2 separate regions of the Homo sapiens genome follow, and region 2 is linked to region 1. A link is a contact called in ENCODE Hi-C or POLR2A ChIA-PET data. All regions are on one chromosome and are shown on one strand. The core of a region is the stretch at or near the end of the contact, and the rest is flanking DNA. Distances in the headings are between cores, read along the strand shown. Region 1 holds the start of LINC00683 (long intergenic non-protein coding RNA 683). Region 2 overlaps LINC00908 (long intergenic non-protein coding RNA 908).

Evidence for each region. A loop is a pair of places that touch in the nucleus more often than their neighbours do. ChIA-PET counts read pairs that join two places held with the same protein, here RNA polymerase II (POLR2A). Pooled maps may share reads with other maps.
Region 2: a pooled map shows a loop between it and region 1 (2.0-fold over the local background). The contact joins the enhancer-like site here to the promoter of LINC00683 in region 1. A Hi-C loop is called at or near these places in 1 of 50 pooled maps. POLR2A ChIA-PET finds 5 or more read pairs at or near these places in 2 of 52 experiments (MCF 10A and activated T-cell).

What each region holds. Positions count from the first base shown.
Region 1 is chr18:76,617,286-76,624,566 of GRCh38, reverse strand. LINC00683 (long intergenic non-protein coding RNA 683) reads right to left here and starts at 4,790. Exons shown (of 2, transcript NR_120419.1): 1 at 3,373-4,790; 2 at 1,008-1,810. LINC01927 (long intergenic non-protein coding RNA 1927) reads left to right here. Exons shown (of 5, transcript NR_110784.1): 5 at 1,371-1,786.
Region 2 is chr18:76,541,530-76,548,810 of GRCh38, reverse strand. All of the region lies in intron 2 of LINC00908 (long intergenic non-protein coding RNA 908), which reads right to left. Among named protein-coding and RNA genes, the nearest start is that of LINC00908, 17 kb to the right of the region's middle. Within about 2 kb of position 2,735, at least 2 of the 41 ENCODE cell types and tissues checked have a DNase peak (open chromatin) inside an H3K27ac peak, as active enhancers do.

The DNA.
Region 1 (7,281 bases), core at 3,541-6,040:
AGAGCAACTTGCATTTTTAGCAAGCTCCCAGGTGAGGCCGAGGCCCCTGGTCCAGGGAGCACACTTTGCAGTCACCCTCTTAAGGTAAAGCTAAACCTTGAGTTCTGCCTCTGTGCCTACGGAGCACCTGATGGTCGCCTCTGGCCTTGCCCATTTCTCCTTCCCTGAAAGCTCAGCAGAGCAAGCAGGGAGTCCCCAGGCCATGCTCCCTGAGAAAAGGCCTCCGAAGGCCAGGAACTATTCAAGGCTGAGACCCAGCATCCAGTTAAAAGGAAGCTTCCCTGTTTCTTCCAGCTGTCCTTCCATCATTTTGTTCTTTTCCGTCATTCCCAAGCCCCTGCTGCTGTGGGGCCCATCACTGCTTCTCCACCTCTATTGCGAGCTCCAAGAATTACTGGGCACACACAGTTTTGCCCCTTTACAAACGCCTCCTGTGGATTATTTGAGTCCCATAGTCCATTGAGTGTTCTTGGTTTTCTTCCTGGCCCCCAAGAGAATCAAACTAATGGATTATCTGTAAAGATGGTGGCCCCAGCCTTTTGCAGCCTGAAACTTCTGGAAGCCAGAGCCCCATTCCTGCATATTTAGACCTAAAATGAGACTGGCCCCAAAGGGATGCAACCAAACAGCCTGTGATAGACTGTCTCAATCTAAATCAGCTCCAAAGCTTCTCCTCACATCACTGTTGCGTCCTATTCGAAGGATTATCCTAAACACGTGAACTCTCCCAACAGAAGGATTTCCTTCGCTGCTGCACCTCCTTCCAGTTCATCTCATTCAGTGCGTTCCCCTCTTCGCTCCAAGCACACAGAGCATGTGTGGAGGATGACCGCCCAGTCCTCACTTAGCCAGTATTTTCCAGTTTTTAAAATATGAAGGTTCTTGAACCTAGTCTCAATTTCTGTGCCTTAAGGAAATGAAGGATAATCGTTTCTCTATTTGAATTGCTTAATTTCACTAAACTCTAAATTTTAAGGGTTATTTTGAAGCAACAAATTTCACTATTTCTTAGTATCTATTTTTTATTGGTGTGTTAAAGTACAAAATAAGTAAATCAAATCCTACCACAAACCAGAAAAATTAATGGAATCATTGGAAATCAAGTATTCAATTGGAGCTTAATAATCCATCAGCTTCTGAAAACACTAAGCAGTGAAGAAGCAGCTCATGGATCCTGTTCCAGCGACTTTTGTGATAATAATATCAAATAATAAAAAATTAAAAAAAGTACAAGAGGTTAACAATATAATCGTTTGGGTTTACCATCAGATATACTTGCCCATGGATTACTTCTTGAATTCTAGCCCTGAATCGAATTGATTTCATAGAATGGTATAAAATGTTTATAAAGTCTCTCCTCTGTCTTGCAGGGACTTGCGTTTCAGATCAGATGATGCTTTTCATGTATGTCCAGCAGCAAGAGAGTCCTTCACTGGTGAAAAATCACGGGCCTCAGAGCAGATTTTAGTTCATCTTTCATTTCAAAGCACTCCTTAGATATCTGCAAATTAAATCCCCTAATTTGGTGAGGACGCCCAGCTTCCCAAATAACAAGGCTTTTCCTTTGATTCTAACCAAGTGAGCCGGCCCTGCAAAAGCCGGGGTGCGTGTTCTGGCTCCAGGCTTCTGAGCAGCCTTTCTCCCCACGCTGCAGCTTTTCAGTTAGGAAGTCAGAGAGAAGGAAAGAGAACTATTTCCAATTCAATCACGAGCATGTCTACGCACCACTGAAGACAGACCTTTGTCCTGTTGCTTTCCAAACTTTAAATGTGAATTTTTCTTCTTATGATGACTGGTGTACTCTGTTATTCTGAAAAAAGAAAAAGCCATAAGCACCCTGAAGTGAGGCTTTCACCTGATACTAATTTTCTTCTTCGTTATAAGGCTATTGTTTGTTTGAACAAAGAAATAGGAGCCATTGGTGGCTGTTTACATTATAGGAATGAGGGCAGCGATGGGGGAGGAGGAGGGGACCTTTTCATTAATGAGCTGGGGACATTGATTATGGGGACACACTAAAGACTAAAAGGGACACCTATATTTCTACATTCTTTCCATGCAAGTAATATATGATCTTTATCATCTGTTAAACACCACTCACATATTTCAGGTGGCTGTAGGTTGATTGCTAACATTTAGATTAAACAAGCAGTTAGAGTCTGATGTTTAAAATAAAATAAGACAAGCCCTTGAACTCTGGGACCAGGTATGCCCCGTTATCTGGTCGTACCTGAACGAGCCTGTGTTGAGCACCCAAGGCCGCTGGGCACGTCTGTGGATGTGGGGTTTCAGGCTCAACCCACTCGAGGAGCAGGGGGCTTTTGGGAGGTGGCAGCCTCCTATACAAAACGAGCTGCCAGTAAATATTTATAGAACAAAGAAATGCATGAATTTCTCCTGAATTAAACATGATACATTTGTACAGAGCATAGTTCACTTTCATTTCAGTGACCCAAAATCCTGCTGAAAGTGTTCTTCCGAAACCTCAGAGCAGGAATGCTTCCTGTGCTTGGAAACTCCCTGGAGACACCTCCAATCGGAGTAAGCAGCAGAATTATCTGCACACTCATAGTCTTGCAGTCGAGTATTTTTACTGAAAAAAAAAAAGCCGTCTGTTTGAATAGGAAACGATGATATCATGTGACTGGCTTTCTCCTGCCACCCACTAATTTGACAACAGATCAGATCAGAGGAAAAGTTACTCAAGTCAGAATTTTTTTAAAAAAATCTTTTGGGAACAAACTCATAAATGGAAGAAAGGGGAGAGTAACAAATGCAGACTGAATACATGGCAGGTCCAGGCTTTTACTATCATTGTTTTTAGCTCACCAGGTAATCAAAGCATAAAACAAAGGGTGATTTGTCAAAGCTTATGCTGTTGTCCCTGAACCACCAAGGGGGGGGTGGCTGCTGGACTAATTCGCTTCACGTGGGAATCAGTGTTTACCATTTAAGGGTCCTGATAGAAAGTGCACGATTTTCAAACTGGAAAACATAAATAATAACGCGTGTTGCCACTAAAGTAGTGGCACCTTGCCGTATTTCTCTTCTGAATGGAACAACCTACATTTCAAAGGACAGTCTCCTTCCACATGTAAATATTTATTTGCTTGCTGCTGAGGAGTGTCAGGAAGTACTAAAGAACGGTGTTTAGAGTTTCAGAAGCAAATTGCTTCTGCGCACGCCTTGAGTCACTGGATTCTGTTGAGCTCTCTGCCTCTACGTCAGGGCTTCATTAATCTTTTCTTTTCTTAAAAAAATAGAAAAGCTTTTCATTTATTGCTTCTAGGAAGCCAGGTGCATTGCAGTGGATCTCTTCGGCAGAATCACTGCTTTGTGTGAATATTTATTGTGTAATTATTGAGCACCTACCATGTGCAGGGCAAGGCGGGGGGCACCCAGGCGTCCACTCTCCTGCAGAAGTCCTGGGTCCCAGGCCCGCATCTTTGGGGCCACCTTCAACTGGGAGGGTGTTCGCTTTTCTGTGACACAGAGAGGCTTAAATCCCTCAGTGATTTAAAAATCTCGTCTGTGAGTCCAAACTGCTAGGTTGGCAGCCAGGAAGAGAAAGTTCCCAGGATTTTCAGTGGCTGAAGTTCTGGGCAAACAGCATTTGCACAAAGGAGGGGGCGAGGAAGGGGTGCAGGGAGGGCTCTCCAAGTGCCTGTTCGGCATCAGTTTACAAGTGTGCTTAGGTTGTATTTAGATGTTACGATGATTTTAAAAGTGAAATTTTGGCATTTTGCATTCAATCCTGACTAAAGCTCTTTGGTATATCGACTTAAAAGGTCTTCAGATTGCCAAGATTTTGCAGCTTGGATAATATCTTTGGAAAGGTTAAATGAGTCCATTTTCTGGAGCTTTCGTCAGCACAAGCCCATGATTCTCTGCCCTGCTGAGAAAGGAGGAGGCGAGCTGAGTTCTAGCAGATCCCCTGCTTCCGTCTCCCTCGGGCGAGCCTGTGTCTTCCGTCCCAGGAAGCCCGCTGCCGAGAAGCTGCCGCGGGTACATGCATTTCCACCTGGGCGCTTCGTTGCGTGTGAAGAAGGCCGGACGACGTCTGTTGGTGTGGCCGCAGCCTTTCAAGACATTTTAGCAACATCTGAAAGGAGAACTCCACACAGGAGCCCAGGCCTGCAGCAGGGGGCGCGCCTGGCCTCAGAGCAAACACAAAGACCAGAGGCAAACTGGTGGGGAAACGGACCTGCTCCCCAGCACGTGGGGGGCGGGTGGGGGGGGGGAGCTCACAGCGAGCGCTGGGGAAGGGCTGGAGGTCTGCAGGCCCGGCCTCCCTCCTGAGATGGGGAGAAGGGCGTCTCCCCCAAGGTGCTTTCCGTTCTGTGCCTGTCGGTGGGAACACGTCCCTGAGCCCACAGACGGGTGCCCTCCCAACACCTGCGTGGCATCTGAGGGTGGCAGGCAGCCCTGGGCCCTTCCACTTCAGGCCAGCCCGCCGGAAAGCCCGCGAGCTCCTCTCCCAGCTGACCCGGGCCTTCCCTTTTCATCCCTCTTCCTCTCCCTCCCCGCCCCCCGCCTACACTCAACAATTGGTGACCTCCTTCCAACTGCTGTGAAGTGACTTGGGTGAAACTGGAGCCAGGGGCGGAGGAACAGCCCCCTCCTGCTCCCAGGAACTCGCAGGCACAGCCCTCTTGCAGGCTGCTGGCTTTTGTTTTTAAGAAGCACCGTGTATTTTCTCTAGCGCAGGCCACGCTCAAGTTCAGGGTATTAAGAAACTGCCGAGCTGTCACCTTCACCTCAGGGCATTCTTTCTATGTAGCGCCATGTGTACGAGCGAGATCTCCCAATAGCTACGCCGGACCCACTCCTCCCACAGTATCTGTGTGCTCCTCCCAGACATTTATGTGCACACATCTGCAGACTGTCGTTCTAAGGCTGGTAGAAAATATCAGAGAGCCTTTGGTCAAATGGCTAGAACAGACCTGCTGAGCCAGAGGAGAGAACCTAATTAATCTACAGAATGTTCTCAGCTCACCAGGATGTTGGGCAACAGGAACGTCCCAGGCCCTCCAAGGCCGAGGGAGAACAAAAAAGCGGCCTGTGATTCAGTCGGGTTCACACCGTGGAAGCCAGCTTCTCTGTAACCACCGAGACACGAGTCCTCCCACACAGGCCGCACCTGAGCCAGCAGCTGCCGCTGGCAGTCTCTGAACGCCTTATCACCTGGTCATGTGGCCTGAGCGTCAGGATATCTCATCCACATTTTTACTTTCCCTGCCATGTAATCAAATCTTTCCAAACCTTTAAAGAGTTAGGTGGGAAAAAAAAATCAAAGCCAAGTTTTGCATTACATCTCCTGTGTATTTTCAATCCATTACAACAGAAACCCAGAAGAGGAGAGGAAAAAAATTAGGGGTGGACATCTCTGGCATTTTTTTCCTGTGCCCCAGTGAACCCACGACTTCCTCCTCCTTCCCACCAGGGTTGGGAAAGTTCCCAATACTGTGATTATGATATACTATATTGGATACATTCTCTTTTCTTTTTTTAAGATAAAAGTTTTATTTCAGAGAGAAGCACAAAGCCCCAACTGTTGTGAACAAGGCAGGGATTTGTGGGGACTCTGAGACCTTCAAGAGGAAACAAAATGCATCAGCTTTTGATTAAGAAGAGGACACCATGGTCCCAGCCTCCACCTCTCATCTCCCTGGCCCCAGCCCATGGGTTCTCACGACCCTGGCAGAGGGCTCCTGGAGGCTCCTCCAGCCACATTCCTGCTGCCTCCCTCTCGGGCCCTGCTACTCTTATTAAATCATCTCCAGACCCTAAGCCTCCCTCCCCCATGCTGGATCAGTTTACCTCTGGATTCCCAGTTCAGCCATTGCCACGAGGTTCTTCCTTCTTCCCTCAAGACACAGCCCCTTGACCTCCCTCCATTCTGACTTCGGTAATCACCAACTCTGAGCAACCACATTCAGACTTCATCCATTCAATGTGCATTAAATGCCTATTGTGTGCCAAGTACAGTCCCCACACTTGGGGTGCAGCAGGCAAAAGGAGAGCCACGGGTTCATCGTCACAGGTTTCTGATGGCCACTTCTCGAGTTGATCCTCAGGTGGAATTGCCAGCCTTGGTGACAGGGCTTCCTGTACATCCATGCTTCCAACTCCAGGAAGACCCACCTCAGCTGGACAAGCACCTCATTCTGCACCTGTGGATTCCACAGTCCCACTGAGACACCAGTTCACCCCAGTTATCTCTAGAATGAGGCAGAGTTCAGGGAAACCACAAGAGTCAAGCTGACCCCCATCTTTCTGCACCCCTCTCCACCCATGACCCTCTCTAGATTGCATTTTCAATCTCCTCCCACGAATCCCTTCTCTTATTCCCACAACACAAGCTCACCTCTCCATGCCTTAGTAAACAAACCAACCAAGAAACAAAAAAAGAGCCCTCTGTTTTCGCTTCCCACCATCACATTGAAAAGAATAGTTCCCACTCTTCTGGCCTCCTACTGACTCTTAGATCCGTATAATCTGACATCCAGCTGAAACCTTCTGCCGTTATACATAATTGCTTTTTCAAAGATTATAGGACCAAATGACCCACGTTTATTTTAAATTTGGGTTTAGTATTCAATCACCGAGTCACTATATCCATCCTTACAACTCCTGTTCATGCCAAGGACCTTCATCTGAACTGTCACCACATTGGTAAAGGTCATGAGAGGAGATGCCTGGGGCTAGGTGTCCTAACCCGGGAGGAAATGCCAAGGACCTCCGACGGGGCAGAGGCAGAGGTAGGTTTAAATCCAAGCATAAAACCAGATTTTTAGCATCTAGGACCCCGAACCACACAAGTCCAGGTCTACTAGTTATCCATTGTTGCCTAACACTCATCCGGCCTTTAGAGGCTTAGACAACAATCAACACAGGTTATCTCACACAGTTTCTGCAGGCTGAGATTCAGGAGCACTTCAGCGGGGTGGTGCTGGCTCAAGGTCTCCCACGAGACCGCAGGCATGGTGTGGGTCAGGCTGAGGGCCTAAGGGTGACTTCCAGGCCGGCTCTGCCTCACCTGGGGTCTCAAAGGGCTGCCCCTCTGCCCTCAGGACACAGTGCTATCTTACTCCAGAATGGGAGATCAGACCACACAAGGCGGAAGCTGCAATGTCCTTAATACCATCATTCTGCATTACCTGTGGTAACACAGGTCCTCTCTGTTAGGTGTGAAATGGGGCTACACAGGTGTGAATGCTGGCATGAAGCTCCTTGGGTGCCATTTGGAGGCCACAGCAGGGTTAAATGGGACTCTGGAAG
Region 2 (7,281 bases), core at 1,486-3,985, 74 kb after region 1:
ATGGCTTGAGGTTTTCCCACTGCCCGAGGAAGCCTCCTTTATGTAGGATACGTGATCCTGGACCGGCCCGGGTCTGTTTCTGAGTGGGCAGTTGGTGGCTCCACCCTGACGCACCACCAGCCATCCGAGGTATGTGAAGCACACACTCACCCCATGACCAAAGGCGTGTTTCAGAGCAGTGCATTTCAGAGCACGCATTTCCACAGAGGCCTCCACAAGGCTGTTCATGGAGCGAGGGTATTTACCCGAGTGCCTTTGGTAGTAGGGAGTTAGAAGCACCCTGCGTGTCCACTCTGGAAGGACAGAGCGGTCATTTTGGAAAGGATCAGTACCGGGGCACTCCTAGCAAGCGACAAGTCATATGTGTACACGTTCAGAAGGGGTGGACCCCAAGGGCACAATCCGGAGTGAATGAACAGGAAGCAAAATAAAATGTGCAACACAATACCATTTACACTGATAAAAAACACTCCAACACAAAACCATACACTTTTCCAGAAAACACAGGAACAAAAAGGCACTCAGGAGCACGGCTGCCGGTGTCAGAAGGGGATGGCGGTAAAGGGAAACCAGGAAATGTGTTCATCTGGGAGGAGACCCTGCACAGCCCACCGATGACATCATTCCGACCCGACCCCTGCCTGAGGACAAAGACCCGCTAACGTGACCCTCTGTTCAGGGAGAGTGGAGAGACACAAACCGTCCGGCCATACCACTGATAGTACAGGTTTTGTGACTTCAGACCTTGCATCTTTCTGGGAAGCCTCAGCACATGCGCACACAGGATTCTCTCAAATCTAAGGATGAACTGCATTCCAGTAAAACTTTAAGTAAAGGTGCCCTTGGCCAGGCGCGTTGGCTCACGCGTGCAATCTCAGCACTTTGGGAGGCCGAGGCAGGTGGATCACCTGAGGTCGGGAGTTCAAGACCAGCCTGATCAACATGGAGAAACCCCGTCTCTACTATAAAAAAAAAAAATTAGCCAGGCTTGGTGGTGCATCCCTGTAATCCCAGCTACTCGGCAGGCCGAGGCAGGAGAATTGCTTGAATCCGGAAGGCGGAGATTGCGGTGAGCCGAGATTGCACCATTGCACTCCAGCCTGGGCAACAAGAGAGAAATTCCATCTCAAAAAAAACAAAAAAAGAAGAAGAAGAAAATAAAAGATGCCCTTTCATGTCTAAGAAACTCCCAGTCTGGGGTTCTACCTGTCTTTTGAGAAACCTCGCGGGCTTTGCTCTCTTAGTTACCACATTAAGCTGCAGCTGGAGTGGTACGGAGGCAGGCCAGAGCTTCACAGCTGGCCTCGCTCACACACACACTCACGGTTTTACCCTTTGTACACACATGTTGGATCATTTCTTCCGTATACTGGCTTGATATACATTTACAATTTCTACCACGCTGTCTCGCTCTGCCTGATTACGGGATATTAGTGAAGTTTTCGTTCACCAGCTATTGAAATCTCAAGTGTATAATTAATAGGAGTTGTAAAGGTTTAAATCGATTTCTATCAGTATCTATTAGAGGATGAGCTGTATTAGATAATGCATCGCAGATTTCCCAGGCAAATGAGAGGGACTTTGCTCTCTGAGAAATGTCATTCTGAAGAGAGGTCGGAAGAGTGGAGAGTAAACAGCTTGAGAGAGCTGCAAGGATGCATTTCCTAGCCCAGAGGATGGTTACGTCTTTGAGTGAATGACTGAAGGAGACTGTGAGGTCCATTCTTGGAAGAGCCTTGAAGACAGGGGAGTGGAAGAAATAAACAGAGAGACAACCCCGATGCAGACTCCGCTTTCAGATGCTCTTCTCTCTCGGAGCAGCATTAGGTAAAAACGGCTCAAGAAATGCAATGGTATGGATGAACGCAGTGAAATTACATTACAATTATTTTTAATCATTTAAATTCCCTTCTTGTCTCATGCTTTTTATGTTAACATCATGTAGAATTTTGCTGAGGTGTGTTTTCCTAAGGTTTAGAATTCTGGTCAGTCTTTATATGTCAAGATTAATTGCATCGTTATGGGAAGCATACTTGAGACTCAAGTGCAGGGAGACAGAATGAAATAAAATTCTATACCATCCTGTCTCCTGATTTGTGCAGCAGCCTCGTAATTATTTCCAGTAAACCTTTTCCTCCCTACCCTTCTTCCCCTGGTTCATTGTTCGTAATAATGATAGCGTGGAAAACCCCAAACGAAGCTCACCAAAAAAGGAAAAAAAATACAGAAGAATCAAATTCACCCTCAGAGCTCTAAAAGAAAGAAAGAAACAAACAAAACAGAGCAATGCAACATCCTGGGACAACTCTTCCTGCCTCCTCACATAAGGTAGCCCCACCTCGACCCTTCCTGTCTCTCTCCCAAAATCCAATTATTTGTGACAATTAAGAGAACAAATGCAGAGGCATACACTTCCTTACTGCTTGCTCCTTGACTTCCGGCAAGGAAAAGCCAACGTATTAGAAGAGATGAGCATGAAGAAAGTAAGGAGGGGGCATTCTAATCGTTTCCATCTGGAAGATGTTCTTGAAACAGGGATCTGTGTCCCTGGTTCTTGCACATTTTAAAACAGAAGAAAACATGCCTCTTTCTGCCCATGCAATGTGATAATAGAAAGCAAACAAAGCGAGAAATCCATTCTATTTTCGCAAGCAGTTTACGGAATGGGGAAACCCATGACCCTCTGCCTCCTTTTTTTTTTTTTTTTTTTTTTGTGAATACGATTAAGACTGCTGGGAGATTTGGCTGGTCTTCCCTGCTCTGAAATGACAGGTTGTGGTCTTGGACTGCAGGCAGGTCACACCTTCAGAGCAGCTCCTAGTCCCGAACTGACTGCGCCCCTGTGAGGGCCACACCGATTTCCATAATGAGACGTGACAAGCAGTGCTACTTTAATCCTGCCTTTGAGGTGGGAATAGAATACAAAGCAAAACACACTCTGATTTCCTCACCAGGCCATGGGAAGTGGCTACACGATTTCAGCTTAACCTAGTTCGTTTTATCATGTGCCGCAAAAGATGCAATTTGTGGGAAATAACAATGTTAGAAAAACCTACGGATGTGAGGTTGCAAAATGGAAACGGAGCATGTGTGAGTTGTGTGCCTTCTGCGGAAAACAGGCCTATGCGTTGGAAAGGAGTGTTGGGCTGTTGGACTTGTGTGGGGCATGTTGCGCTGTGGATGTGCCTTGGTTGAGCTGCCCCCAAAGCAGTTTGCAGTGGCTCAGGTCTTCCAACACAGGGGCTGGGACACAGCTTGCCCTGCAGGAAAACATGGCACATTATCCCTTGTTTCCAGATACGGGTCTCTTTTTAACTTGTGGGTTGTCATAGCACCGTTTATTTCTTTCTTAAAACAGTTTTCTTGAATCACATTTAACTATTCAAAAACATTGCCCTGATACTGATCATTTCCTTAAACATTTAAATAGCCCAACTCACAGAGACTCCCCCTACACACACTTGCACCCGTGTGCACACACACAGATACACATGCATGCACACCCCCACCACGCACCACATGCACTCCCCCCCCCCACACACACACTTTCCTGCATGCACATGCATGCGCGCACACGAGCCCCCATCAGAGCCATGGTCTGATCAGCAATTGATGCTGAAGAAAGAACCCAAGAGAGGAAGCTACTGGCCCAGCGTCATCCTATTGACTCTTGAGAGAGTCAGGGTTGGTTTGCAAAACCATGCTTTCCACATTTTGCTGTTTTTCAACATTTATTGAGTGTTCTGTAGATCAGGCACTGTTAGGCAGCTTATGGGTAATTTCTTTAAGAAGAATAAGTAGAAAGGCAAATGCACACACACAAAGGAATCCCCCTGACCTTGGGGGTGGTGGGCGTCTTAGGTCCCAGCTCACCTATTAGAGGCCCCGGGGCAGCCTTCCTGGAAAAGCTGGGAGGAGTTTGTTGGAGCCCCCTTCCCCTCTAAGTTCCTTGCTTCTTCTCTCCGAAGGTCTTTTCCTGACACTTAGCCCACCCAGCCCTGAAACCCCCCTGCCTCTTCTGCACCAGCCCAGACCCACAGGGCCCTCCAGGCCTGCTCTCAGGGAGCCCCCAGGAGGGAAGTGAGCTGATTAACCAATTCACACTCAGCTGCTAATGGGTGGTAATGACTTCAGAGGTTTGCCCTACTCTACCCCTGCAGGGTGCTACATTTCAAAAGCCATGCCAGCCAGGAAGAAGCCTTTCATCCAACCAGATGAATGATTAATAACGTCATTCCACAAATTGGTGGCAGATGATGCCACTCAAATCATATTACATAAGTCCACCCTGCCTATTCATCAAACAAAGTCCTAGTCGGAGCACATACACATTCATTCATCCATTCACTCATTCCACAGTTTCAATGAATGTCTCCTATGTAATAGGAACAGGGGACCCAAAGAGAAAAAAATACACTCTGCCTGCCCAAAGGAGGCTCCCAGCCAAAGAAATGAAACAGAGCTATATACTCAAAACATAGGCCAAATGCTCTAACACATAAAGAGAGCCGTGGGTGCCTTGAGGAGGTAGCAGGTAACGAAGGGACTGATTTTCCACTTCTATGTGTCTCTGTCATGACCACAGCCCTGACGCCACCTGAAATTCTGCACGGAGGCCAGGCACGGTGACTCACGCCTATAATCCCAGCACTTTGGGAGGCCCAGGAGGGTGGATCACCTGAAGTCAGGAGTTCGAGACCAGCCTGGCCAACATGGTGAAACCCTGTCTCCACTAAAAATACAAAATTTAGCCAGGTGCTGAGGCAGGTGCCTGTAATCCCAGCTACCTGGGAGGCTGAGACAGGAATTTCTTGAATCCGGGAAGTGGAGGTTGCAGTCAGCCAAAATTGCACCACTAAACTCCAGCCTGGGCGACAAGAGTGAGACTCCGCCTCAAAAAAAAAAAAAAAATCTGCACATCATGAAGCCAAATCCTCCAAGCCTGACTCCAGCATAACTTCTGTTATTTAACCCTCCGGTTTGGGGCCAATCACCCACCCAGTTTAACTCGCCTTGGAGGGTTTCTCCAACTCTGGGAGGACAGTGAACTCACCAAGGTAACCAACCTCAAGGCACATTAGAGGTCAGCTTAACAGAGCCTGGTGTCCACTGTGCAGAGGATAGCTGTCCCCAAAAGCCAGCACACAAATCAGTCCAAGGGGACAGCCCAGCAGTTTGGATTTTGCCTGGGAGTGATGGGTTGCTGACAATTTGGGATTCCCCCTACAAACGTAAGAATGAGATCAACATGTTCAGATTTCAATTCAACGAACAGCCCTTCCTAAGCTCCGAGTAGCACACGCTCACTGTCTCTCCTACACATGTCCTTCTGGCACCTCCTCACCAGCAGGAACATGACCGTGATCAGTCCATGTCCAACAGATGGACAGTGCACATTATGCAGAAGACCAGGATACATCTTTTCTTCTTTTTTTTGGGGGGATGGAGTCTCGCTCTGTTGCCTAGGCTGGAGTGCAATGGCGCAGTCTAGGCTCACTGCAACCTCCGCCTCCCAGGTTCAAGCGATTCTCCTGCCTCAGCCTCCCGAGTAGCTGAGACTACAGGCATGTGCCACCATACCTGCTAATTTTTGTATTTTCAGTAGAGACAGGGTTTCACCATGTTGGCCAGGCTGGTCTCAAACCCCTGACCTTGTGATCCGGCCACCTTGGCATCCCAAAGTGCTGGGATTATAGGCGTGAGCCCGCACCTGGCCACATCTTTTTTTCCTCACATTTTTGGTGGTGGGGTGAATGGGGCTAAGTTGCTTCAGGGACTTGGGAGGCAGAGTCCTGGGAAGGTACTTGAAGACCATCCATGAAAGAGTTGGTCCAAATCGCTTGTCATATATATGCCCTGAAGTGTAAAGAGGTGAGCAAAAGCATTAAGTACATGTTTAATATTTCAACAGCTAATATTTTCATTTAGGTCTTATTTACGCTATAGTAGAACTGTGATTTCTTAGAATCTTTTTATATGCAAATCTGACAGAACACTAGGGCTCTTGTACAATCAGGCTATTTCATATGCATGTTGTATAGCGTGGCTGTATAGAATGGGGGGGAAAGTACTGAATTAGAAATCAGGAAATATGAGTTCTGGTCCTGTATGTGTGATTAACCTCTTTGAGACTCAATTTCCATATCTTAAAAACAATGTTAGATTAATGATCTCTTAGGTGCTTCTCAGCTCTAACATGCAATGACATGGAGCATAATTTGACTATTTAAAATTAGTGTAGGCATCAATAATTATTGCAGCTTTGTTTTTATGACATACTGTTTCAATCATGAACATATCATTTATTTGATATCAATTTTTTTAAGGAATGCAATCTCCAACTAAAACTTTTTTTGAGAAAAATATCCAGACAAACCACATGAAATTGCTTATATTTGACCATTTTTGACTGAACAAGTGGTAATTTTATGTGGTTCAACCTAATAGTATCTTTTTTTTTTTGGAGACAGTCTCACTCTGTCACCCAGGCTGGAGTGCAGTGGTGCAATCTCGGCTCACTGCAGGCTCCGCCTCCCGGGTTCATGTCATTCTCCTGCCTCAGCCTCCCAAGTAGCTGGGACTACAGGCACCCGCCACCAAGCCTGGCTAATTTTTTGTATTTTTAGTACAGATGGGGTTTCACCGTGTTAGCCAGGATGGTTTCGATCTCCTGACCTCGTGATCCGCCCGCCTCGGCCTCCCAAAGTGCTGGGATTACAGGCAACCTAATAGTATTTTTTAAAAAGACCTACTTTAAGGCAAGATTTCCAGACATATGGGTGATTTTCTTTTTTTTTTTTTTTGAGAAGGAGTCTCGCTCTGTCGCCCAGGCTGGAGTGCAGTGGCACGATCTCGGCTCACTGCAAGCTCCGCCTCCCAGGTTCATGCCATTCTCCTGCCTCTGCCTCCTGAGTAGCTGGGACTACAGGCACCCGCCACCACGCCTGGCTAAGTTTTGTGTTTTTTGTAGAGACGGGGTTTCACCGTGTTAGCCAGGATGGTCTCCATCTCTTGACCTTGTAATCCGCCCGCCTCGGCCTCCCAAAGTGCTAGGATTACAGGCGTGAGCCACTGCGCCTGGCCGACATATGGTGATTTTTTAAAAATTATGTGAAAATCTGCAGTGAACACAGAGAAAAAGGATGTGTTATAAAATCTATTCACTGTAATTTTCCACACATTTTATATCTTAAAAATGAATAAAGTTTTCTCTGCTCATATTCTCTTCCTATTAAATAAAACCTTACCACCATTTACAAAGTTCTTCATAGTTTAAAGCAG